Linked DNA regions of Homo sapiens: region 2 is linked to region 1. Evidence: read pairs that join two places in POLR2A ChIA-PET (ENCODE). Cell type or tissue: MCF 10A. All regions are shown on one strand. Each heading gives the region's core, and the rest is flanking DNA. Links, peaks and the distances in the headings are about the cores only.

Region 1 (5,908 bases), core at 705-3,204:
TTATTAATAATCAGTGGGTGGGAGGTGAGGGTGTGCAACGCACTGCAAGCGCCCAGTTCCTCGGAGGACGGCGCGTGGCTCAGTCCAGGCTCATGTCCTCCTCTTCGTCCTTCTTGTCCTTCGTGTCGCCCTCTTTCTGCTCGGGCTTGGCGTTGTTCTGCATGGCTTTGGCAAACGCTTCCACATCTAGAACACGTTAAAGACACAAGGTGGTGTCTAACCCTTGCCCAGAACTGGGGATCAAAGCGATGGGATCAAGGGCAGAAGGGCTGTGACCTTTACCCCCTCAGCCCCACTTCTGCAGATCCAGGGGGACAGGAATGGACCCTGCCCCTGGCTCTGGCCTGGAGGTGCAGGCGCAGCCACTTACCGCCCTTGTTGGCGGCCTCCACAGCCTCTGCAGGCAGACCGAACTGGCACATGAGGGGGCCCAGCTGCCCCGAGGCCAAGGCTGCGCTGAACATGCCCAGGGCCTGCAAGAAGAGCCAGGCGAGGGCTGAGCTCCAACCCGGGCTGCACCCCAGAGCCACACTGCTCAGCTGCCAGCTCTGCGGGTCAGGCACATGAAGCACTGGCCATGGTGAAGGTGGGGCAGGGCCTCCTCCTCCCCCCTGCCCACTCCCTGAGCACACAGTGGAGGACACCCTGGGCCCGGCCTCTACCTGCTGGAACTGGGGCGAGGTCAGGGTATTCTGGATCTCATCCGCGGTCTGCGGCAGCGACTCCCCAGATGGCAAGTAGGGAAGCAGGCGCTCCTGGACATCCGCGTTGGCGAGGATGGGAGCCATTATCTCCGGCGTCAGCACACTGGCCAGGTCCACTGGGGCACAAGAACACGGCCATCAGCTCGATGACAGCCTAAGTGCCCACATGGAAGGCATGCAAGCAGGGACTCAGCCCATGGCCCCAGCACCCCAGGCGCGCACACTAGGCAGATGCCTTGGAAGGTGAGCGTGCGAGGGTCAGCAGGCCCCATGCCCCCCACCCAGCTCCAGGCGACAGCACACGTTACCTTGCTGGCCGCCTGCTGGCCCGGCTGGTACGTTCATCGTGGCCAGGATGCTCTGGAGGTCGCTCAGCTGGATGGGCTGGGTCGGGCTGGCTGCTGTGCTGGCTCCATTCCCGGAACTGGGCGCGGGGCTCGGGCTAGTTGCTGAGGCAGCTGCTGGAGCAGAAGGGGCTGGGGTGGCACGGGTGGAAGAGGTGGTGGATGACGGGGTGACCGCTGCCGACTGGCTCCGGGAGCTGCGAAGAGAGAGGGCACCGCTGGAGCGGACACGCCCCACACGGCAGGGCCTACTCGCAGGGTCCAGGGTGCTGGGCCAGGATTCCCCACTGCCCCTCCCTTAACACCGTGGCACCTGCGTGGCAGGAGCGATGAGGCTCACCTGGAGGAGGAGCTGCTCCCTGGAGGCCCACTGCTCCCCAGTAAGCTGGCCAGGCCAGGTCCAGTCAGGGCCCCCAGCCCACCTGCGAGGGGCAAGGAAATGCGAGCTCAGGATGCCCTCTAGCCCACCAGAAAGAGCCTGGCCCCTCCCCAGGCCAGAGGAGCAGGAATTCCCAACACCAAAGCCAGGAAGAAGCGGGGCGGTGGGGACCCACAGGCCTGGAGGAGCGGCGTGGGGCGGGTGGACACTTGCGGCTGTGTTCTGGAAGCAAGGTCATTTCTGTTCCATCCCATTACACAATTCATGTGCTTAGATTAGAAGATTCAGTCCAGATCCCACCCAAAGGGACAAGCATTTCTGAAGGGCCAAGCACACGGGTCTGCACTCCATGAGCTGGCAGCAGGCAGGCAGCCATGTAGGGCCAGGGGACCCAGGGCGCAGGAACCCCAGCTCCCTCCAGTCCTCCAGCCCCACCGCTCGGCCAGCCACCCTCCTCTGAAGTACCCAGCTGGGGTCCTCACCAGGGGCCCAGAAGCCCTCGCCTACCCAGCTCTAGCCACAGGCAAACAAGCGCATTCCCAAAGGGGAACCAGCTTGCGGACACACAGGCTCCCCGACACTACGCAGACAGAGCCAGCAGAAGTTTAAAGGAAACAGAGACCGGGCCTCAAAGCATTCCCAGCAGAAGCTGCCCGAGAGCCCGGGTGGCGCACGTTACCCAGTCCTCCAAGGCCGGCTGGTCCGATGAGCTGCATGAGCTGGCTGTGGCTCATGTTTCCCAGCAGGCTCTGCAGGCCACCCTCACCTGGAAAACACTGCAGCTCAGGCGGGCCTGCCCCAGCCAGATCCACGCGGGCCCCACCGCACTGCCTGCGCCTCTGCTGAGCACCGCACTCGGCTGCCCCTGAACCCTACAGGGGGCACCACTTGAAGTGAGGCGACGGTGGGATGCAGACCCGTCCTACCCCGTGAAGGTGGGAGTGGGGAGTGACCCAGGGAGCTCACAGGGTCTCTAACTTTTAGAATCTTCTATTTCCACTTCCAAACAACCTGTGCTGAGGGGGCGAGTCATCCACAGTAGACTCTGGCCTCCCAGGAAACCCTGAGCTCACGTGACACATGTGACAGTTACCGCCTAGCGCAGAGAGTTCGTGGCCGCTGCTTCCGCTGGCCCCCAGCGCCCCAGGCATCGGGGGGTTGTTCAGATACTCGTTGACTTTCCGGCAATGCTCCTCATCCTGGTCTGTCTTGGGTTCCTGCAAGAGGAAGGGCATGTAAGGGCAGGAGCTGGCGCCAGCTCACCCAGGGCCACCACAGCCATCCTCTGACCTGGCTTCCAGGTGAGGGACCTGAGACGCAGAGGCGCGTGTGCCTGGCCACACAATGCTGAGGAGACAGGACCCGGCCCAGCAGGTGAGGGGACGGCAGTGGCGCCTCCTGAGCACGATGCTCTGCGCCCTGTCCCCATCCGCCGCAATCCCGGGTGTGCCCTGTCCCCCTCCGCCCATTTCACAAATGGGGAGCCTAGAGCTCCGAAGGCACTTAGCTGCTGCCAGACCAAGCCCTCTCACCCTCCTGCCCTCTGGGGTGCGGTTCTTTACACACCCGTCTCCTTCCTTCAACCAGTGGAAGGCAGCGAACTGGCCCGCTCAGCACACCGCGGCCCAGGGCCACGGCAGGCGCTCACAATCGAGCACACGCGTGTGCACACACATGTGCACAGATCAGTGTCAGAAGCATCGACCTGCGAGCTCACAGAGCTGGGAGCAGAGCACCCACGCACACCCCGAATGGCTATGGAAGCTGCAGGGCGCCAGGGACACTGGGAGTCCCTGCTCTCATGGCAAAGCAGGGACGGGGGACTTAAAAGCCACCAACAGGAAAATCGGGGAAAAAAGGGAGATGGTGGTAACAGTTGGACACTATTTCTTGGCAAAACCGTGGAAAAACACGTTCTACACCAGCAGGTGGCAAATTGTGGCCGCCATCTGTGTTTGCAAATAAAGTTTAACTGGAGTTTGGCTATGCCTGTTCATTTTCTCAGGCCGCTGCACACTACTTGCACAGGTGACCAGCAACACAGACCATGTGCTCCACAGAGACCTCAGCCAGGGCCACCCCTGCTCTTGAAAGTGCCAAGGGGGGTGGGGTGGGGACAGCAGCTCCACCTCTGGCAGAGAGCATGGCCTTCTCTCTCCACACTGCAAACGCATGCACACGCTTCCTGACCACAGGCCCGCCACCAGTTTTCACCTACAGATGATACTGGCTTATGGAAAATGATCTGTGTACCGGGAAATTCTTTGCAACACTGCCTGTAACAGCACAAAAAACGGCAACAAGCTCAATGGTCACTGACAGATGGCAGAATGAGCAGCGGCCTCTAGACCCAAAAGACGCTCTGCAGCTGTGGGTAAGAGAAACCCTGGGCACTGACACCCCTGGCCTCCAGGACACACTGCCAGGGAAGGGGCAGGACTGTGGAAAGTGTGAGCAGGATGCTTCGTTTCTGTGAGCACCAGCAGGGAAGCCACACAGGGGCCTCTGCCTCTGCTGTGGGGGCCTCAGTGACCCACGGCAAGGGGCAGAGAGAGGGCACTGGGCATCGTTAGAACCAGGGCCAGCATGTCTGTCTGCCTGGAAATTTCACACCGCAATCGGTTGCCCGCAGCCCAGCCTGGAGCCTCCGTACTCTGGGAGAGGACCTCGGCCCCAGGTAGCATGCACCGCAGCCCTGAGGTGGCATCTCAGGCCGTGTGGCCGGGTGTGGCCGGCGCCTGCTGGTTTATAAAAGCCAATTGCACCACACTGTAAGCAAGTTCCTAACCGAATCGCAGGGCAACAAAAAGGCACAACCCCAAGGCCTGCCCCATACCTGCATCCAGAAGAAAAGCCGCTTGGACCCTGCCTTGAACTTCAGCACGTAGACCCTCCCGCTGGGGCACTGCGGCACCCGCTTGAACTCACAGTCGTCAGGGAAGATGATCAAGTCCTGGCAAGCCAGGGGAAGAGAGAGTCAGTGGCGCAGATGGCATCACTGTGCCCAGTCTCAGGAGAGCGTACTGAGCCCTGGGTCTAACCGGGTGGGGTGCGCAAGGGGCAGCTAAGCCGCCAGACCCCTCGCTGGCAGGGTCTCCACAAGGCAGAGAAGCCAGGGTCAGAGACAGCCCATGAAAGGCAAGGCCGGGGGAGAGAGCAGGGAAAGGGGCCTTTCAGATGGCAACGGGGTTTCTGAGACGTGCTGGAAACAACATTCCCAGAGTAGTTAAAAAGTCAACGCTGAACTGCTCTCAAATGTAACAAAGAACAACTAAGAGTTTGAAAAACAAAGAAGACTGAGTGAAGCCGCCAGGCACAGAGCTCCAGGCTCTCCAGGGCCACACCTCCAACCCCAGGCACCTCACACGGACAGTTCAAGGCCAGGCACAGAGCTCCGGGCTCTCCAGGGCCACACCTCCAACCCAGGCACCTCACACGGACAGTTCAAGATACACAGTGGCCGAGATGCCCCTGTCACCGCGGAAACCAGGACGACCCATCAGCAGGGCAGTCGATGACGGCCCCACGAGCGGTCCCCAGATGCGGCCAAGCCCCCACCGCGAACTCCAAAGCGAGGACTCCGAGGGCCCGAGAAGTCGCCTGTCCTGCTGCTGCGGCTCAGGGACACTCACGTCTTCCACGTTCCCGGACGTCCTGTCCTTCCAGCAGAAGTGAATAAGCGAGTCGTCCGTCTGCTGAATGTACACCAGCCCTTTCCGCTTATCCGGAGTCACGGTGGTCCCCTTCAGGGACATCTTTCCCGCCCGAAACTCCACCAAGTACTTGTTGGAGGCGCCCCGAGAGCCTGGCACCAGGCTTGGAAAGAGCGCGCCTGAGGTCGTCATCCTGAAAGCGCGGAGAGGACGCTGAGACGCGGCGGTCACTGTCGCCTGCGGTCCGGCAAGCTCCCGCCCCCTGGGGTGTTTGCGAGCAGGGGGCCTGCGCCCAGAGCTGCCTAAGGCAGACTCAGACACGCCGGGCTGCCTTTCCGCGTTTGCCCCGCTCACGACGATCGCACCGCCCGCACTCGGCGCTGGGCCGGGGCAGCCCCGCCAAGCCTAGTGGGGCCGGCCCTAGGCTTGACGCCGTCTCCGCGGGGCACCAGCCTCGACGCGCCACCCCGGCGACCCGCTCCGCGGGGCAGACCCGCCCGAGCTCCCGCCGAGCCCCACGTTCAGAGCCGCAGGCGGAACCGGGGCGGCGCCCGAGACCCCAGAACCCCCGCCCGGCCCGGCCCCCGCAGGCCCCACCCGCCGCGCCGGCCACCTTCTCGTCTTGGCTGCCCCCGCCCCATCCTTGGTCCAGCAGCCCCTGCCCCCGCCTCCGGTCGCCCCCGGCCGCCCCAGGCCCGGCGACTCCCGCACCTGCCTCGCGCCCACACTCGTTCGAGAGGCGCCGTCCGGGCTCGCTCTTCCTCCTCGGCGCCTGCCGGGCCCCGCCGGAAACCCGCGTTCGGCCCGCCCCGCCTGCCGCTCTCGCCG
Region 2 (6,083 bases), core at 1,854-4,353, 280 kb before region 1:
TGTCTCACTGATGTCCAGCCTGGACCATCTGAGGGGAGGGGAGGGAACTCAGGAAGCAGAGGTCGTGCTGCTCTCTGGATCCCCCCATCCTGTCTCCACCCCTGTGTCAGGGGGTTTCGGGTACCCTGGGGCCCTGACAGCCAATCCCACCAGGAGCAGGGCCATTTCCTGCCCATGAAACTCCTACTAGGACCTGTGGGACCCGAGGGTGACTAACAAAGCTGTCCCAGATAACACCACCATGGAAGGGGTTGGAGAGCAGGGCCGCCGCTTAGTCCAAAGGAACACAGACATCTGAAGGATGGATTCTAGGCTGTGTGGGCTCCGCGACCTGAAAGGCAGCGCATTGGATAGGCCTGATTCTGGTTCTGGTTAAAGGTGGAGAAGTCTCCCTGAGCCCAGGAGGCTGAGCGGATCACAGGGGCACCTTGAGAGGGAAGATCGATTTTTAGGGTATGGCCCAGCCTTCCCTCAGGGCTGAGCAGATCCACAGTTTTGAGAACACGGCTGAAAGGCGGGCACACACTCACACACGCATGCACACACACACCCCCATACATGCATGCACACACACACACATGCACGCACACACACCCATGCATGCACACACACACATGCACACACACCCATACATGCATGCACACACATGCATACACACACTCACACATGCACACACACGCATGCACACAACCCATACATGCATGCACACACCCATACATGCATGCACACACACACACCCATACACACACCCATACACACATGCGCACACACACCCATACACGCATGCACACCCACACACACCCATACATGCACGCACACACACACCCATACACGCATGCACACACTCACTGCCATGTGCACCATGAGGGCTCACTCTCCCCAGCCCCAGTGGGTGACCACATCCCCTGCCCCCTGAGCAGGATCCATGCCCCTTCCTCATGGCGAGGACCAGTGTCCTTTCTCCTTGGGGAGGATCACAACCCCATTCCCCTGGGGAGGATCACTCCCCTTCCCCCTGGGGAGCACCACCATCCCATCTGCTTTGAGCCCTGTGCGTCCAAAGCTCCTCCTCCCTGTGCAGGTGCCCATCACCCCTATTCCATCATTCCCATCCTCTCTGATGAAACCCAGACACCATTTCCACGTGCTCCTCCCAGGCACCTCCCACTAGAATGTGGGCCACCTGGGGGCAGTGGCCTCGTCTGTCTATTCTCTGAGCCCTCCTAGAGGCCAGGGCTGCCTATATCCTAGTGAGGAAACTGGGACACTAGGAGGCCAAGGTGAGTCCCAAGCACACAGTTGAGAGGGGTTGAGGGTGTCTGAACCCAGCCTCAGCAGACAGAGGGGCTGTGCTCCAGGCTGCCTGTGGACTGCTCACAGGGTGGAGTCTGCTGCCATGGGGTCCATGCCTGGCCCTGGGCAGGCATGGGGGCTGTCTGCACCAGCTGGGCTGCCCAGCTGCCAACTGGCCTGCGGACTCCACCAGAATGTGCCTCTCTGCCACCCAGCCCTGAAGTCAGCCCTCCCAGCTCACTCTCTGCAGGGCCACAGCGGGCAGACGGGGATGCCTGCATCTGAAGAGCACCTGGGGACGTGGTGGTCCCTGGCTCCAGAGGTGGGGGTGTTGCTGATCTTGGAGGGATCCTGAGGGCATCTCCTCAATAAGCCTGAGGCCAGGCCTGGGAGGCAGATAGAGACACTGTGGCCAGGGAAGAATGAAGTAACCCCCACACGCATTCCCAGCCTTTACTGCCATGGAAGAGCTCTGTTTAGAAACAAACACCACTCCTCCAACACAGCACCCACACACGCGTGCACACCCACACACACACAACCGTGAACACACACACACATGCACACCACTCTTCCAACACAACATACACACACACAACCGTGAACACACACACACACAGGCACACCACTCCTCCAACATGACACACACACGCACATGCAGACATGCACACATACACACACGTATGCAAATGCACACACACGTGCATATGCATGCGGGCAGACACACAAGCACACACGCACATATGTGGACACATGCACAAGCACTGTGCCCATGCTGGGTGCTGCTCCTCCTGGGGTGTGTCCCTCTCTGCCATGTGCATGGCCCCTGTGATGGAGCCGCTTCCACTGGGGCTCAGCTCTGGTGGGGGCCTGGGGCTGGTGCAGGTGCCTCTGTGGGCTTCCTCTGAGGGCCCCAGGATGCACCAAGGTCATAGCACAGAGCCCTCCTCATGTCCACCTGAGCCCCATCAAGACAGTGACGGTGGGGGCTGAAGTGGAGTTGGGCTCTCCCTGTAGCTCCCCCTCACCTCTCCCAGCGCTTCCCCCCAGCCCCCGTGTGGCCTCTCTGCCCAGCTTCCCAACATCCGCAGGGAGCTTCCCCAGCTTTTCTGAGTGGCAGGGCTGTGGGCTGCCCTCCTGCACCGGACCTTGCTTCAAATGCCGAATGCCACCAGTCCTGCAGAACCTAGATCCCAGCGGGGGCCTCGAGCACGTGCGCCTCGGGGTTCTGTGTGCAGTTGAGTTTGAGAAATGCCCTTGGAGGGTAAAGGATGGGACAGCAGGTCAGAAGGGGGTGGGGCGGCCTCTTCAGGGGTCTTCAGTATCTAAGGACAGCCACCTTCAGAGTGGTCACAGCCCAGAGCTCTGATGCACGCGGTGCAGGAAAGACAGCCACGTGGGTCTGGCTGCCAGTGTGCAATGCACTTGGGGACATGGGAACCCCAGCATGCAGGGGAAGAGGGGACGGGGTCCATGCCCCACACTTTGCTGACACCCCGGGCTGCTGCTCAGGGAACCAGAATGAGGGTCCTGCCCTGAGCTCCTGGGTGGGGAGACGTCACCCCTCCACATGCAGCCACCACACTCAGCCCCACAAGGGCCTGGGAGTGCCAGGCAGGGCACCCGCAGGATCAGGAGGCAGGGCCAGTGCGTGCAGGGAAAAGTGAGGGCATGCGGTCAGCAGGGGGTCAGCAGGTCCCTCCTCTCATTGGGGGACCCTCAGCAAGTCCCTGGGCCCCCAGGTCCTGGTTTCCACGGCTCTCCCCAAATCCATCAAGCAGAGGCGGCCACTCCGCCTACCTATGTCCTGCCTGCCCTTTGCCTGGCCTGAAGCCCGCCCTGCTCACTTCCTGTCTGGGTTGGCCTCTGCTGAATTATTCACCGGGCATTACTAGGGCAGGCCCTGCCGGAGGAGGCTGGGTGAGGCTCTCCTGGACCGCGTCCCATCCCTCCGCACTCCCTTAGTCATCTCTGGCTCCAGCTTGGAGATGGCTGCTAATGGAACCATGTGGCTGCCTCTCCCGTGGCTGCCACAGCCAGCCGGGACCCTCCCTCTCCCGCAGCCCCTCTCTCTGACTGGAGTCCTCATGCCCGCTGCCTGCTGGCTCTGGGGCCAGAGCTCCGTGGCACATGCGCTGTGTCCAGCAGTGCTTGGCACAGTGTTTGCAAACACAGACCCCAACCAGTCACCATGCTGATACCCAAACCCTGTCGTCAGTGGCATGAAACTGGGGGAGGTGGGGTGTGCTCCAAGACTCACCAGGCTCCAGCTGCTGACACTTTTGCTTTGCTTTCCCAAAAAGTGCTTCCCAGGGGCCAGCTTTGCTTTGGGCTTTGTGTGTACGTGTGTGTGTTTGTGCAAGTGGGTTTGCATTGGACCTGGAAGCGTGCATGCTTGTCTGCATGTGTTCACAGGCGTATGCATATGGGTGTGAGATGTGTACAAACACATTTCTGTTTGTGTATGCATGCGCTTGTGTGCACGTGTGTGTGCATCTGTGTACAACTGTGTCACATGTGCAGTACTTTACACCCAACACAGCTTCCACTGCCTTCTGACTCTTGTGCACGACCACACTCCCACATACCCACGTGTGCAGGCCCAGAAGATCAGGACTCGCAGTGCCGCAGGCCGGGGTCCGCCTCGTTGCTCCCAAACATGGTTTTTGGCTTGTCTTCGCTTGCCGCTTCCTGGCTTGTTCAGCCAGGGACCCTCTCCCCTGTATTAGGGTCCCCCCTAAATCTTTGATGCCAGTTCCTGTCGAGAGAAGGGCCCGTACATCCCCAGGTCTGTGCCAGCCCTGTCCTAACCCAGTTCCTGCTGGTAAAGCATAAGATGTCTCCCCCCGGACCTCCCCAGGCCAGGCCCTCAAACTTCAGCTGGCAGTGCACCGCCCCCCTTAAGTTCAGGCTGGCTTGGAAAAAAAGCGAGTAAAGGAGAAAGGCCGCCCACCCAGGGCATACCTCTGGGCTCCCAGCTCCAGGCCTCGGGGAAGACAGTGTGCCTGCCCCCTCGTGCCCTTGCCCTGCTGGGCAGACATTCGCTGTGGGTGCTGGGAAGCTTATGGGAGGAGCTGGCCTCTCCCCAGTGCGCCTCAGGTGGCAGGAGCTCACTGGTGGAAGTGCTGGGGAGGGGACTCCAGGCCGACTTGGAACACCCCGCTGAGGCTGAGGCTGAGCCTGTGAGGTCGGGACCACTGCACTCCCAGAGGGAGAGCTGCAGCTTCAGGGCCAGCTGCCTGAGCCCTCACCCCTACCATAGCCTCTGACCCTCTCCACCTCACACAGATACCTCTGGGCCTCCTGTCTGATCACCAAGGTTTTATTAAAAGAAACTTCATTTGGAAGCCCTGGGGAGCTGAGAGCTCTGCCGGGCGATCTTCCTCTGGCCTGTGAGTCAGGGTTTCCTTAAACAGAGCAGCTGAGAGGAAAGCCAGGTGGAGAGGAGACGCTGCAGCCTCTAGGCCTCCCCGGCACTGGGCCTCTCCTGGGAGGCAGCTCCAGGGGCTGCAGTGGAGGAACTTAGGGCCAGGGTGGGTCCTGTGTCTGATGCCTAGACAGAGGTCCGGGATCACCAGCCATAGCTGCTGCACAGGCCAGGGGTGGGCAGGTGCTGTGGTGGGGCTCAGCTCCTAGCCCTGTCCACGCCTCACCAGCCGCCCCAGGCACTCAATTATGTGGCAGATTTTCCTGATTTGGAGCCTTCTCCTGCCCTCAGATGGCCCCCGGCTACTGGCCATTTTCCCACAGGCTGAGTAATTCTCACGGGGATTTTATGGCTGGCATCGGCTGTCCACACATTTCTCTCCCCATTAGTGGTCAGAGGGACTCAAAGTCACAGGGACTCAGCCCCATCTGAACACGGGGCTTGTCCAGCACCCACCAAGATACCCCAGCAGAGGGCTGGGGTTTGAAGGGTTTGGCGAGTGTTGGAGCTGCCTGAGCCGGGGTCTGGAGACAGCCTGGTGGCCACACAGGTGTGGGCACTGCAGCAGGTTGTACTTCCCAGCTCCAGAGGGCCGGGCGCTGATCTCTAAGCAAGCTCACTCCAGTGACTGCCATGCTATAAACCCCACGACGCACTGGGGAGCTGAGAGTGTCCCATGAAAGGCCCCAGAAGATGGATTTGATTTGTTCATTCTTATTGGGAACCCTGATTCACAAACCCCGGCAGCTTTGAGGAAATTGGTTATTCATGCCCAGAATGAATCAGCAAAGCCTCCCCACGTCAGTCGCCGCCCGGGAAGCTGTCACCTCCATGGCCGCAGCACTCTCTGCCTTGGCAGGCAAGTGGCATAAAACACTGCCTTCAAAGTGATTCCCAGAACCAGGCCAGGCCAGCCCACTGCCTGCCTGGGATCCGTGCTTCCGGGAACAGGCACGGACCCCAGAATGGGACCAGCTGCAGGTCCAGAGAGCACACGGGCCCCCAGGAACACAGGAGCCCCTCAGCTGCTCTCCTTGGTGCTGAAAGAGCCTGGTGGCAGAGCTGCAGATACCTGCGGCAGAGACGGGGTCCCCACCCCGGCACCCCACAGGCCTCCTCAGTGCCTGCGCCCCCCACCCGAGGACATCTCTGGGTGTGAGTGTGTGGTGTGTGGGGCTGGCTAAGTGTTAGGACTTCACTCGCCCTGGAGAGACCCCCACCAAGAGGGGCAGGAGTTGGCACACTAATTCCCAGGGTTCTCAACACCCAGGGGGTCCCTCTGGATCTGAGCTCTGGTCCCCAAGTGGTCACCGGCTCCCTAACTTGCTCTCTGTCACCTTCCCTCCCCCGGGCCTTGTCTGCC

The links. Peaks named below come from ENCODE experiments on the same cell type or tissue, not always from the same donor. Only the 100,000 strongest peaks of a DNase experiment are listed, where the experiment ranks them.
Region 2: POLR2A ChIA-PET joins it to region 1 with 5 read pairs; 2 of 35 experiments call an interaction of 5 or more read pairs at or near these places.

The regions. Positions count from the first base shown.
Region 1 is chr20:62,302,933-62,308,840 of GRCh38, reverse strand. ADRM1 (ADRM1 26S proteasome ubiquitin receptor) reads right to left here and starts at 5,844. Exons shown (of 10, transcript NM_007002.4): 1 at 5,792-5,844; 2 at 5,060-5,273; 3 at 4,264-4,380; 4 at 2,521-2,644; 5 at 2,107-2,193; 6 at 1,389-1,470; 7 at 1,013-1,245; 8 at 663-820; 9 at 371-473; 10 at 1-186. The coding sequence starts at 5,272. The coding sequence ends at 80. RefSeq lists an enhancer at 2,552-3,055 and a silencer at 5,735-5,908. In MCF 10A, for the core only: no CTCF peak of the experiment used is centred there; no DNase peak of the experiment used is centred there.
Region 2 is chr20:62,587,628-62,593,710 of GRCh38, reverse strand. No RefSeq gene overlaps it. Among named protein-coding and RNA genes, the nearest start is that of LINC02970, 13 kb to the left of the region's middle. RefSeq lists enhancers at 941-1,441, 1,442-1,942, 4,374-4,881. In MCF 10A, for the core only: no CTCF peak of the experiment used is centred there; a DNase peak (open chromatin) is centred at 3,200.